2 separate regions of the Homo sapiens genome follow, and region 2 is linked to region 1. Evidence: chromatin contacts called from ENCODE Hi-C data. All regions are on one chromosome and are shown on one strand. Each heading gives the region's core, a stretch centred on a gene start or an enhancer-like site at or near the end of the contact. The rest is flanking DNA. Distances are from core to core; before and after follow the strand shown. Region 1 overlaps JPH2 (junctophilin 2). Region 2 holds the start of GDAP1L1 (ganglioside induced differentiation associated protein 1 like 1).

What was found. Hi-C counts contacts between places; a loop is a spot of excess contacts on that map. Pooled maps may share reads with other maps.
Region 2: a pooled map shows a loop between it and region 1 (2.9-fold over the local background). The contact joins the promoter of GDAP1L1 here to the enhancer-like site in region 1. A Hi-C loop is called at or near these places in 1 of 50 pooled maps.

The regions. Positions count from the first base shown.
Region 1 is chr20:44,174,698-44,180,684 of GRCh38, reverse strand. All of the region lies in intron 1 of JPH2 (junctophilin 2), which reads left to right. Among named protein-coding and RNA genes, the nearest start is that of JPH2, 9.5 kb to the left of the region's middle. RefSeq lists enhancers at 1-322, 2,804-3,304. Within about 2 kb of position 3,349, at least 9 of the 41 ENCODE cell types and tissues checked have a DNase peak (open chromatin) inside an H3K27ac peak, as active enhancers do.
Region 2 is chr20:44,243,908-44,249,894 of GRCh38, reverse strand. It overlaps GDAP1L1 (ganglioside induced differentiation associated protein 1 like 1), which reads right to left and starts at 2,587. Exons shown (of 6, transcript NM_024034.6): 1 at 2,381-2,587. The coding sequence starts at 2,560. RefSeq lists a silencer at 1,432-1,726 and an enhancer at 2,087-2,885.

The DNA.
Region 1 (5,987 bases), core at 2,100-4,599:
GACTTTATTAATCCCACCCCAAAATGTGCACTGGAAGAATCAAGCCCAAAGTTGACTTTTTTCCATAAAGCTAATAAAAATAATAACAGTAAGGCCAAGGTGGGCAGATTGCTGGAGCCAGGAGTTCAAGACCAGCCTGGGCAACATGGTGAAACCCCATCTCTACAAAAAAGAAAAATACAAAAATTAGCTGGACATGGTGGCACATGCCTATAGTCCCAACTACTTGAGAGGCTAAGGTGGGAGGATCGCTTGAGCCCGGGAGGTCGAGGCTGCAGTGAGCCATGATCACGCTACTGCACTCCAGGCTATGCAACAGAATGAGACACTGTGTCAAAAAAAAATAAAATAAATATAATAATAATAAAGATAGTTAATATTTTTGGAGTGCTTACTAAGTCCCAGGCACCATTCCTAGCACTTGAGGTACTTGAGGTATGTTATGTTACTTATTTATTTATTTTTTGAGACGGAATTCCGCTCTTGTCACCCAGGCTGGGGTACAATGGCGCAATCTTGGCTCACTGTAACCTCTGCCTCCTGGATTCAAGCAATTCTCCTGCCTCAGCCTCCTCAGTAGCTGTGACTACAGGCATGTGCCACCATGCCCAGCTAACTTTTTGTTTTAGTAGAGACGGGATTTCACCATTTTGGCCAGGCTAGTCTTGAGCTCCTGACCTCAGGTGATCCCCCTGCCTTGGCCTCCCAAAGTGCTGGGATTACAGGGGTGAGCCACTGCACCCAGCCTGTTGTATTGTTTAAACCTTCACACAACAACCTCATGGAGAAGTAGTTACGGCTCCTGTTTTACATATGAGGAAACTGACATGGAGATCATGCAAGTACCTCACTCAAGGTCGTCCAGCTAATAAGAAGCAGAGATGCAATTTGATAATAATAAGTGATCATTAAACATTTTGTAATATAAATAAGTATTTTAAATAATAAATGGTAAACAATGATACAGACTAGGACATGCTTCATAATTCGTGAGACCCAGTGCAAAATGAAAATGTGGACCCCTTCTTTAAAATCATTAAGAATTTTAAGATGGGGACAACAGAGCATTAACCCAGACGCAGGGCCCTTCTGAGTGCTGGGTCCTACGAGACTGCATGGTTCCAGCACCCATGAAGCTGGCCTTGACAATAGTAATAACTGTGCCTGGCTACTAGTTAATATGCCTTTACTATGTACCAGACTCCGGCTAAAAGTCTTATGGGCACTGTATCACTTGGGTTACCTCATAACCCTCTCATCTACTACCCTAGTGGCTTGTAAACTGTTATAATTGCAATCCCACTATAAGATATGTGTTTTATTCCTTCCCTGGCAGTGAATGCAAAAAAATATGTATTTTACATTGTAATTCTATACCTATACACATCTAAAAAGAATGTAAAATTGAAACAAACCGTCATGGAACAAGATTTCCCTTCCTAGGTGCAATGCTTGCTATTTTCTCTTTTATTCTATTTTGTTGAGAGAATTAAATGAGGCCCTGATCCATGTAAAGCTCTTAGAACAGGGTATGGCATGTGTTAGTGCTTTTATTACTACTACTACTACTATTATTGTTACATGCTGAAAAGTTGAGACTTTATGTTTAATTATGACGATTGGGTCAAAAACCCAAGCTTCTGCGCTCTGGATCCAGTTTTCTTTCTTCTGCTCAAAGCTTATGACTTCAGCTAATTTTAGTCCAATTGACTCTGAACACGGGAGTTACGTGATTTTGCCAGGCTGGAGGACTGAGCAGTAAGTACCTGGTATCACATTCTCTGGGCCTGTGATACATGTTCCTTGCAGAGATAAGCTTGAAGGAACTTAACTTCCATATTTATTTATTTATTTGCATAATAGAATATCTTTTCTGTTGATCAGTTTGTCTATCTTTATGCCAATGTCATGCTGCCTTGGTTACTGTAGCTTTATATTGTCATAAAATCAGAGTAAATTCTTCAACTTTGCTCTTCCTGTTCAAAATTGGATTATTCTGGATCATTTCCATTTTAAAACCAGCTTCTTCAGCCTGGGCAACAGAGTGAGACCCTGTCTCAAAAACAAAAACAAAACAAAACAAACAAAGAAAAGAAAACCAGCCTCTTGATTTCTGAAAAAGGCCTGCTGGGATTTTGATGAAGACTGTATTAAATCTATAGATCAGTTTGAGAGAATGGACATCTTATTAGCAGTGAGGCTTCCAACCCGTGAACATGGTATATATCCCTATTTGTTTAGGTTTTCTTTAATTTCACGCAGCAATGTTTTAGAGAATTCAATGTCTTACACATCTTTTGTTAATTTTATCCCTAGATATTTTATTTTCTGTGCTATTGTAAACGGCATTTAACATTTTATTTTTTCAATTGTTCACTGCTAGTTTATAGAAATACAACTATTTTTGTATATTGACTTTGAATTCTTTTACCTTGCTCAGTTAATTTCTTAGTTCTAGTGGATCTTTTTGTTTTTGTTTTTCAGGTGAAAAGGAATCTCTTTTAACTTAAAATAGTTTGACTGTTATTGAAAATCAAGTGTAGAGGCCCTGAGAGAATCTGATATTACTAAAGGAAGACATGTGATATTTAAGCAACTGAGACTTAGAGTAGGCAGATCTGGGTTCAAATCCCAGCTGTGCCGGTTCTTAACCATATGAACCTGGGTGCACCATGTAACCTCCCTGAGCTTCTGTTTCCTTTTTTCCTTTAGGGATGTGTTAAAATCGCCCTCAGAATATGGTCGAGACAATGAAACAAGACAATGAAGCACTGAGCATCATGCCTGGCACATAGGAAATGCCAAAATATATATTCCCGTATTTCCTTCACATTCCAAAGGGTGAATTAATTCAGGATGGCCTGAACCATAGCTGTCACTGTCTTCGGGAGGATATTTGAGGACAAAAACGAGTTTTTGACTTTGGAACAGTAAATAAGACAAGACTTTGATTCGCTTAGTTCTGCCTTGAGTCCTGCCAGTGTAGATGGAATCCATGCCAGACATGATTCCATTTCGAATGTAGAATCAGCATAATTTAACCTCATCTTGGAAATCTCATGTCCCAGTTCACAGCCAGGCATCAGCGTGACAGTCAGCTGAGCTGCTGTCTTGGCAGCTTCTGGGCATTCTATGGAGACCCCAGGAGAGCACAGCAGACCCTTAGCAGAACAGAAAAGCGGACCGTATTAGTCTTTCCTGTCCACGGCCTTGTTTTCAGTGATTCATGTGCCCGATTGGCCAAATCTCTGCAGACGTGCCCCTGTCCGAGGCCAGGCTTCTGGGATTCATCGAGCTTGCTTGTTTCCGGGACCTGCTAATTCCGTGCCCAGCAGCTGTTCCCCGGAGCAGGCCCTGCCCTCCACACCCTCATGAGGAATGCCGAGTCTCATTTTCTGAGGGCCCTGGTTGAGGGTGGGGTGTGGGGCGAGGGGGACAGGGTTGCTTCCTGCCATAGACTTCCTGCCTTGGAGGGTTATCCTTGTTCTCACCTATCCCTTCCCGAGCTGAAGCCACAGAGTAGGAGAGAAGTTAGGGCTGGCACACCTCCCTCCCGTGTAACTTTCACTCCCTGCTTAAAGGGAACTGATGAGAGTTGCCTGGCACAGATCTGTGCCTGGCAGAATCCACAGAGCAGCCCAGGTGTGCTAGGAACTCCAGAGTGACCCCTGCTCCAGGCCAGGAATGAGCACCTTGTGCCTGGAGGTCTTCCTGCCACTGCTGGCTGCCCATTGCTGTGGATGGGGTAGAGCTGGAGTCACACATGGAGGCTGGACAGCTGCATGCAGCCTGCAGGGGACACTCTGGATGGCATGTACCATGTTTTTATTATTTCTATTTTTAATTAAATTGGAATCCTTTATGGATACCTTTTTTTTCTTTTTCTTTTTTTTAACAGGGTCTTGCTCTGTCACCCAGGCTGGAGTGCAATGGTACAATCACGGCTCACTGCAGCCTCGACCTCCTGGGCTCAAGTGATCCTCCCACCCCAGCCTGCAAGTACCTAGGATTACAGGCACACATCACCATGCCTGGCTAATTTTTTTGTAGAGACGGGGTTTCTCCATGTTGCCCTGGCTGGTCTCAAACTTCTGAGCCCGAGCCATCCTCCTGCCTCAGCTTCCCAAATTGCTGGGATTATAGGCATGAGTCACTGTGCCCGGCCTATGGCTACCTTTTAACAAAGTGATCAAATTTAACATCATCAGTGACAGACAAACCTACAGTATGTACCCTTGATGGGATGTACAGAGAAGGCCAGCGCTTTAAGAGGCCAAGGCAGGAGGATTGCTTGAGCCCAGGAGTTCAAGACCAGCCTGGGCAACACAGTGAGACCCTATCTCTAAAAAAAAAAAAAAAAAAAAAAGACAGATAGGATCTGACCCATTTGATGAGATTCTTTTAGCTCTTGTGTTGAGAAAAGGCTGTTTTGGGAAAATAGGTATTAGGTGAGGGGAGGTGGCATGGAGACCTGGTAGTGAGTTTATTACATTATGACTGGTGAGAAGATGGTGGTTTGCACCACTACCTTGTAGTAGCAGAGGTGGTGAGAAGACACATTTTGAAGCAAAACTTATAGACTGGATAGGATTGAGAGAAAGAGGAGTTAAAGATGGTCCCAAGGCTTTTGCCTGAACCATGGAAGGATGGTGTTGCCATGAACTGAGATGGGGTGAGGGTTTGAGGAGGAAGGGTCAGGAGTTCAGTACTGGACACCATGGGTGAGAGATGCCTGTTGGAAGTGTCCATGGGCATTGGGTTTCTGGGCAGGCCTGTGCACAGGTAGGTGGGTCTCCTTTTAGACCCTCTCCCCTTGACCTTTCTTGCCTTCTGCACACACAATCATTTCTGCTCTCCAAGGCCCTTAGGGTTGCTGAGCTGACCCAAGGCCTGGAAATGGGCCTTTTCCCCAGGCCACAGGCTCCAGGGCTGTCAGCACCCAGGAGATGCCTCCTGGTTAATCCCCTGCTTCTGGGGGTGAGCCACGGGGCATCATCTGGGGCAGCAGCCTCTGGATGTAGGGGTGGTGGAGCCTTGCGGGCTCAGGGACTTGTCATCCACCCGCTGCAACCTGACCCTGCTCCTGGGAGCTGGTCCCAAATGCCGCCAGCTCCTCCGCTTCGGGTTGTCTGTTGGTGATCCCAGGAAACCAGAGACTATGGAGATTTGATGGACAGCGGCATTTGGAAGCCATGGGAAGGGACTTTGGTGCCAGCCTTGCAGGCGAGCCAGAGAGCAAGGCCTTGGGATTGTTACGGGAAAAATGTAACGCAGTCTAAATGCTCACCGAAGGGACTGTTAATTTATGAGACCATGCGATGAAGTACAACAGGACTTTAAAAAGACAGAGGTGGACCCACCTATATTCATACAGAAAGAAATCTAAGCCATTATAAGTGAACAAAAGCCATTTGGCAAATATTTATTGAGTGCCTGCTAGGTGCTAGGTAGTGTTCTCAGAGATGGGGTCAGTGGCAGACTGGTGAACAGCTAATCTTTTAGTCTATTTGTGATCAGTATACAGTTGCAAATTGGCAGGAAAAGGCCTAGAAGGATCTAAATCATTAACAGAAGTTACCCTGGGGAGACCGGACAAAGGTGTTTTCTTTTATATACTCTTCTCTTGTTTGGATTTTTTTTGCAATGAGCATATGACTTTTAAAATTTTGTTTTCTTTTTTTTTAATTTGAGACAGGGTCTCACTCTGTTACCCAGACTGGAGTGCAGGAGGGATCTTGGCCCACCGCAACCTCCACCCCTGCACGGGGGGCTCAAGCAATCCTCCCATGTCAGCCTCCTGAGTAGCTGGGACCACAGACGTGCACCACCACAACCGGCTACTTTTTTGTAGTTTCAGTAGAGACAGGGGTTGACCAGGCTGGTCTTGAACTCCTGAGCTCAAGAGATCCACCCACCTCAGCTTCCCAAAGTGCTGGGATTACAGCCCTGAGCCACCACACCTGGCTTACTGCAACCTCCGCTTCTTG
Region 2 (5,987 bases), core at 1,338-3,837, 70 kb before region 1:
ACTTGTCCAAGGTCACTCAGCCAGTAAGTAGCCAAGACGAGAATAGAACCCAGGACTATATGACTGCAGAGCCCATGCCCTTTCTGCCAAGCTACACTGCTTCTAGAATCCACCATGGGCCCCTGGGTAGGGGGAAGGCCCTGGTATGGGAGACAGAAGGATGCCCAGGTTAGCTTGGCCAGAGACTTGGTCAAAAGTGGGGCTGCAGCAGATGGTCTCATCCTGACTCAGGGGCCACCTCAGCCCTGAGCTCACGCTACATAGGAAATATTTCATGAGGCAAAGAACAGGAGGCTCCCTCATGATATGGTTGTGGGAGATGCCACCTCCCTGCCCCCTGTCTGGTCCCAGCCGCTGGGGCCCACTTCCTGAGGTTCTAGCGGGGAGGAAGTTCTAGACTCTGAAGGGCAGTCTGATTCATCTCCAAAGCCCCCATCCCCAGGCTCCTTGAATGAGGCCTGGCACGTGCAAGCATGTGCAGAATTTGTGGATGACTCCAGTATGACCTTGATTAACTCTGGCCCCTCCTTTACCTAGTGCCTTAATAACATCATAACGGCCGCTCCTGGTGGCTCACACCTGTAATACTAGCACTTTGGGAGGCCAAAGTGAGTGGATCACTTGAGATCAGGAGTTTGAGACAAGTCTGGCAAACATGGTGAAACCCTGTCTCTACCAAAAATATAAAAAAATTAGCCGGGTGTGGTGGCATATGCCTGTAGTCCCAGCTACTCAGGAGGCTGAGACAGGAGAATCACTTGAACCCAGGAGGCGGAAGTTGCAGTGAGCCAAAATCATGCCACTGCCCTCCAGCCTGGGCAACAGAGCAAGACTCTGTCTCAAAAAAAAAAAAAAATCATAACACTCATTATCAACAGAGTCTTGACCTCTCGCCAGGCACTGCCATCATCAGTACTTTTGTGCATCATATCACATTTCACTCTCATAATAGCCCTCTGAGGAAGTTACTGCATTCACCCCATTTTACAGATTATAAAGCTGAGGCTTTGGACAGGCAAAGGGACCTGTCCACAGCTCCACAGTGAGTCAGTGGGCAATATGATTGGTGGACCAGCTTCATCAGCATCACCTGGTCGCTTGTTGGAAAGGCAGCATCTTGGACCCCATTCCAGACCCACTGAATCAGGATCCTTGGGGTAGAATCCAGCAGTCTGGGTTTTAACCAGGATCATCCAGGGACTCTAATGCACGCTCAAGTTTGAGTAGTCCCAGTCTATAACACTAAGTTCCTAAGTTATATCCCTTCTTCAACAACCATATCAGCAACCCTGAGAAGGGGTTGGGATTGGAAGTGGCTATTGTTGTATCACTATCCCGCTTTCCAGATGATGAAATGAGCCTGGACCAAGACTCAAATCTAAGTCTTTGAGTTCCAAGGCCCTTTCTCTTCATGGATTCTGTTTTTCCATCTGGAAAATGAACGAATGGAACAAAAGGATCTTCCAGGAAGAAGAGGAGTCAGAAGGTCAGGCAGTGGTGCCGCTTAGGCCCCTGCAGGACCTGCCTCTGGGCCCTGGCCATGGTGCTGAATCCGTGGCCCAGAGACGGGACAACCGCCCAGGGTGGGAGATTGCGCCCCTAGAGGCGCCCCTGTCTGAGGGGTGCAGTTCACAGCCTTACCCCCAGGAAGCGGGAACCCTGAGAATCCAGTTGGATTTCCAACTGCCCCTCAGGTCCCCTAGGTCCTAGAAGCATTTTAGGGGCTGGGGCCACTCTGTGCCTTTAAGAGCAAAACAGACCTGATGGGCTGAGCCGAGCTGGTGTGAGGGGATGGTTTAACTCCTTCCTTCTCAGCTCAAGACACGGAGTGGGGGGTGGGCGACGACTGGGGACAGACCCTCCAAGCCCTAGCCAGAAGGCGGCCCGCAGACAGAGGGGCAGAGGAGCTGTGACCTGGGGGCCTGCAGTGTCCGGGACGGCAGCGTGCAGGGAGCGACTGAGAGGGGGCTACCGAGGCTGGACCCCAAGTAGCGCTTCTTCTCCCTCCCCGCAGCAGCAGCACCTCCCACCCCACCAAGCCGCCTTCCCAGCAGTGCCCATTCCCTTCCCCTCGCCTTTGTCTCTTTTCTCAGCCCCCCCAACCCGCCCCGCACCCCAACAGACCGGCTGTTTCTGGGAGGGAAAGAGGCAGAATGGATGCTCCTAAAATTGAGAACTGTGCTCCTGGGGCCCAGACAGGGCCTGTCGCTTCCCAGGTGAGCAGTCCTGGAAGGAACCCTTGCGTCCCCCGACCTCCGGGACCCCCAAACCCCAGGTTCCCCCCTCCAGTCTTTCGCCGCCCTCAGATCCCTCAAGCCCTGGGGCTCCCCTCCCCAAGCTTCCTGGCCACCGGCGCAGGCGGCTCCCGGCCCGGCTCTACCTTCTGCGAGCTGAAGGACTGGGTCCAGTGGTACAGAACCAGGCTCTCCCTGGGCCAATGGGCGGGGCTGGCCGCCTCGGGAGCGTCGGGGGCCTCCGCTGGCTTGGCCGCATCGCTCTCCAGCGCGGAGATGGGCCACCAGCTGCAGTTGGTGGGGGTCAGATTGTTGGGGGTCGCCATGACAGCCCGGAATCAGAGGCAGGAAAGAAGGAGGCTCCGGCGCGGCGGCTCTCTCTCGCCCAGCATCACATGGCCTCGCCGAGCCTGCCCCTCTCCTCCCTCCCTCCCCGCTCCGTGAATGTCATTACTCACCGGGCAGTTGGGGGAGGGGGCGAGGGGATCCCGGGAGCTCCTTTCTCCTCCTCCCCCTGGCCCGCGCCAGAAAAGCCGCCAGCCCTCAGTGTCAGGCTCCCTGCAAGGGTGGAAGGAGCCCGAGGAAGTGGGTCGTGCCCCCCAAACAGCTCAGTGTATTGGGCCAGGCACCTGCCAAAGATTCCACCCTCATCAACGCTTTCCTGCCTCTCAGTCTTCTAAGGGGCAAATACTTCTTAACTGGGATTCTAGAGAGCTATTCCTTTAGAAATTAGTGTCTGGAAATTACTTGTCTCGCTTTGAAGCTGTTATCTTCTAACTTTTCCCCTGAAGGGCCTCGAAGGGCAGAGGGAACAGACTATGATTTATTTAACAGACACTTACATAGCACTTACTGTATGCCCAGGCACTGTTCTAAGAGCTTTACAACTATCAGCCCATTTAGCTCTCACAATAGTCCTATTAGCTTCATTTTACAGAGAAGGAAACTGAGGCACAGAGAGGCTAAGTGACCTTGCCCAAGGTCATCGAGCTGGTAGGTGGTGGAGCTGATGTGAACACAGGCAGTCTGGCTCCAGAGTCTGTGCTCCTAGCCATAAGGTCATGATAATATGGTAAGAATATAAACAATGGCACAGCAACCATTTATCAACCTGAGCCCCTTACATGCATCATCTCATTTCATCTGCACAATAATCATTTTTCACGGATGAGGAAGGCGAGGCTCAGAAATGTCAAGTCATTTGTTCAAGGTTGCATCTTCTACCAAGGCACAACCAGATGAGCCCAAAGAAAGCCCATAATGCCTTTGCTGTCACAAAGTCTGCCCTAAACATACATAAGAACTTCAGCAAAGTTCCTTAATACACCTATACTTCCGTTACTATAAATACTGTGTTTTAATTTATTTACCATTGAGGAAATACAGAAGCAGACCCTGGGACAACAGATGCAAATAGATGTACTAGGAAGATAAGCTCAGTCCTCCCTCTCACCCCCGACCGCCCACCCCCATCCATCATGCTGCTAAGGACTCCTGGGTACCTCATCCCCCAGGCTGTAAGCCTGGCTCATAAGGAACCGGTGAACCTCCTTCTACCAGATAACAGATGCTCTGTGGTCCCTGGGTTTCCCTTTTTGCCTTGGCTGCCACAAAGCCTGTAGCTACATTTTCTATCAAGTCTCAGTTGCTACATTAGCCTCCCTGGTTCAGCATACTTTTTTTGTCACTCTTGTGAAATTTTTGATGTTGTTCACTGTTCAATTTTGCAAAAAAGGGCATGGTATGTCTTGAAGGAAAATTCAATCCTGTATGCTCCCAGGGTCACAATCTGGTAGGTTTAACAAGTGCCATAGGTGATTCTCATGAGATGCAAGGTTGGTGATACTGTTTGCATCTGTGTCTCCACCAAATTTCATGTTGAAATGTAGTCCCCAGTGCTGGAGGTGGGGCCTGGTAGGAGGTGATTGGATCATGGGGGTGGACCCCTCTTGGCTTGGTGCTGTCCTTGCAATAGTCAGTGAGTTCTTGTGAGATCTGGTTGTTTAAAAGTATGTGGTCAGGAACAGATTAAGAAAGCAAAAATAAATAAATAAATAAATAAGTATGTGGCACATCTTCCCCTACTCTGTCTTGCTTCCTTTCTCACCATGTGATATGCCAGCTTCCCCTTTGCCTTCCACCGTGATTGGAAGCTTTCTGAGGCCTCACCAGAAGCCAAGCAGGTGCCAGTGCCATGCTTCCTGTACAGCCTGCAGAACCACGAGCCAATTAAACCTCTTTTCTTTATAAATTACCCAGTTAAACCTCTTTTCTTTATAAATTACCCAGTCTCGGGTATTTCTTTATCACAATGTGAGAATGGTCTAACACAGCTGGGAAACACTGAGCTAGAGGAAAGATCCCTGGATTGGAGGCAGTAAGATAGGGCTCCTGGCTGTGTGACTTCTCACAGGTCACTTACCCTCCCTGAGATTCGGCTCATCATCTGTGAAATAGAGATAATGATAACTGCATGAGGCAGAGATGGATCACTGTCACCCAGAGATCTGTGTTCTCAGTCCATAGGACACAGTAGTTGCTGGAAAGTGGCTGCCACTCACCAGGGACTGCTCCACTTTGCATTGAGGTGAGGTGACAACATGACTGACTTGTGGCCAATGAATGTGGGCAGAAGTGAGGAATGCTGCTGCCCATAAAATCCCCATGATTCTTCACTCTCTCTTCCCATCCGCCTATTGAATATCAATGCCTGGAGGAACTTGAAAGCCCCAAGGGAAGGTTGATAAAACTCCTTGTTCCTCCCCACACCTGCTGCCAGCTGGACTTTATATGAGTGAAAAATAAACTTCTATTGTGTGAAGCCACTGAGGTTTGTATCTGTTATAGCAGCAAGTGCTATGTTACTGAACATACTGCCTCCGGGAGTGTGGCAAAAATTAAATGCGCTAATGCAGAAGTTGCAAACTGACAATGTGTTGGCTTGGACCCACCCTGCAGATATGTTCTGTTATGCCTGACCCAGTGTTATTTTATTGACAAATTTTAAAATGAGCAATTTCACACAAATATCTGGATTTCCAGGTTCAAGAAAACCCAGAATAGCTGGCACCCGGGTTTGCATGCCAGCAGTTGGACCAGGAGTGCCCATCCTGTTGGATGGAAATTTGATGGCGGTGGAAAATCTGGCCCCTATCAGTGACTTGAAACTGGTGGCATTTAGGGAGCCTGACTCACAGCAGTCATGCTCAGATGTGTGTTCGTTCCCTCAACTAATATTAATTGTGGACCCACTGTGTGCCAGGTGCGTTGCTAGGCACCAGAGATACAGCAATAAGACAGACAGACAGACACTGGCCTGCTCTTCGGCTTGTTCACTTAGCAAGACATCTTGGAAAGAGTTTCCTATCAGCACAACACGTCTACCCTATACTTTGTAGGACTCTGTACTACATGAATAGACCACAAAAAATTTACTTAACAACTTCTATTGATGGACATATATGTTGTTTCTCATCTTTTATAATAAAGATAAAGCTGCAGTGAATATCCTTATTTATATATATTTGCCCATATTTCTATATACTCTGTATGCTAAATTCCTAGAAGCGGAATTGCTGGATGGAAGGGCATGGCTTTGCCAAACATCACTTCAAAGAGGTTGTACCAAAGTGCCCATTTCCCTACACCCTTGCCAACGCAGCCTATTTTAAAACTTTTTCTTTGTGAATCTATGGGTAGAAAATGGTATGTCTTTAGTTTGCTTTTATTTTTTTCTTCTTATTACAAAACAAT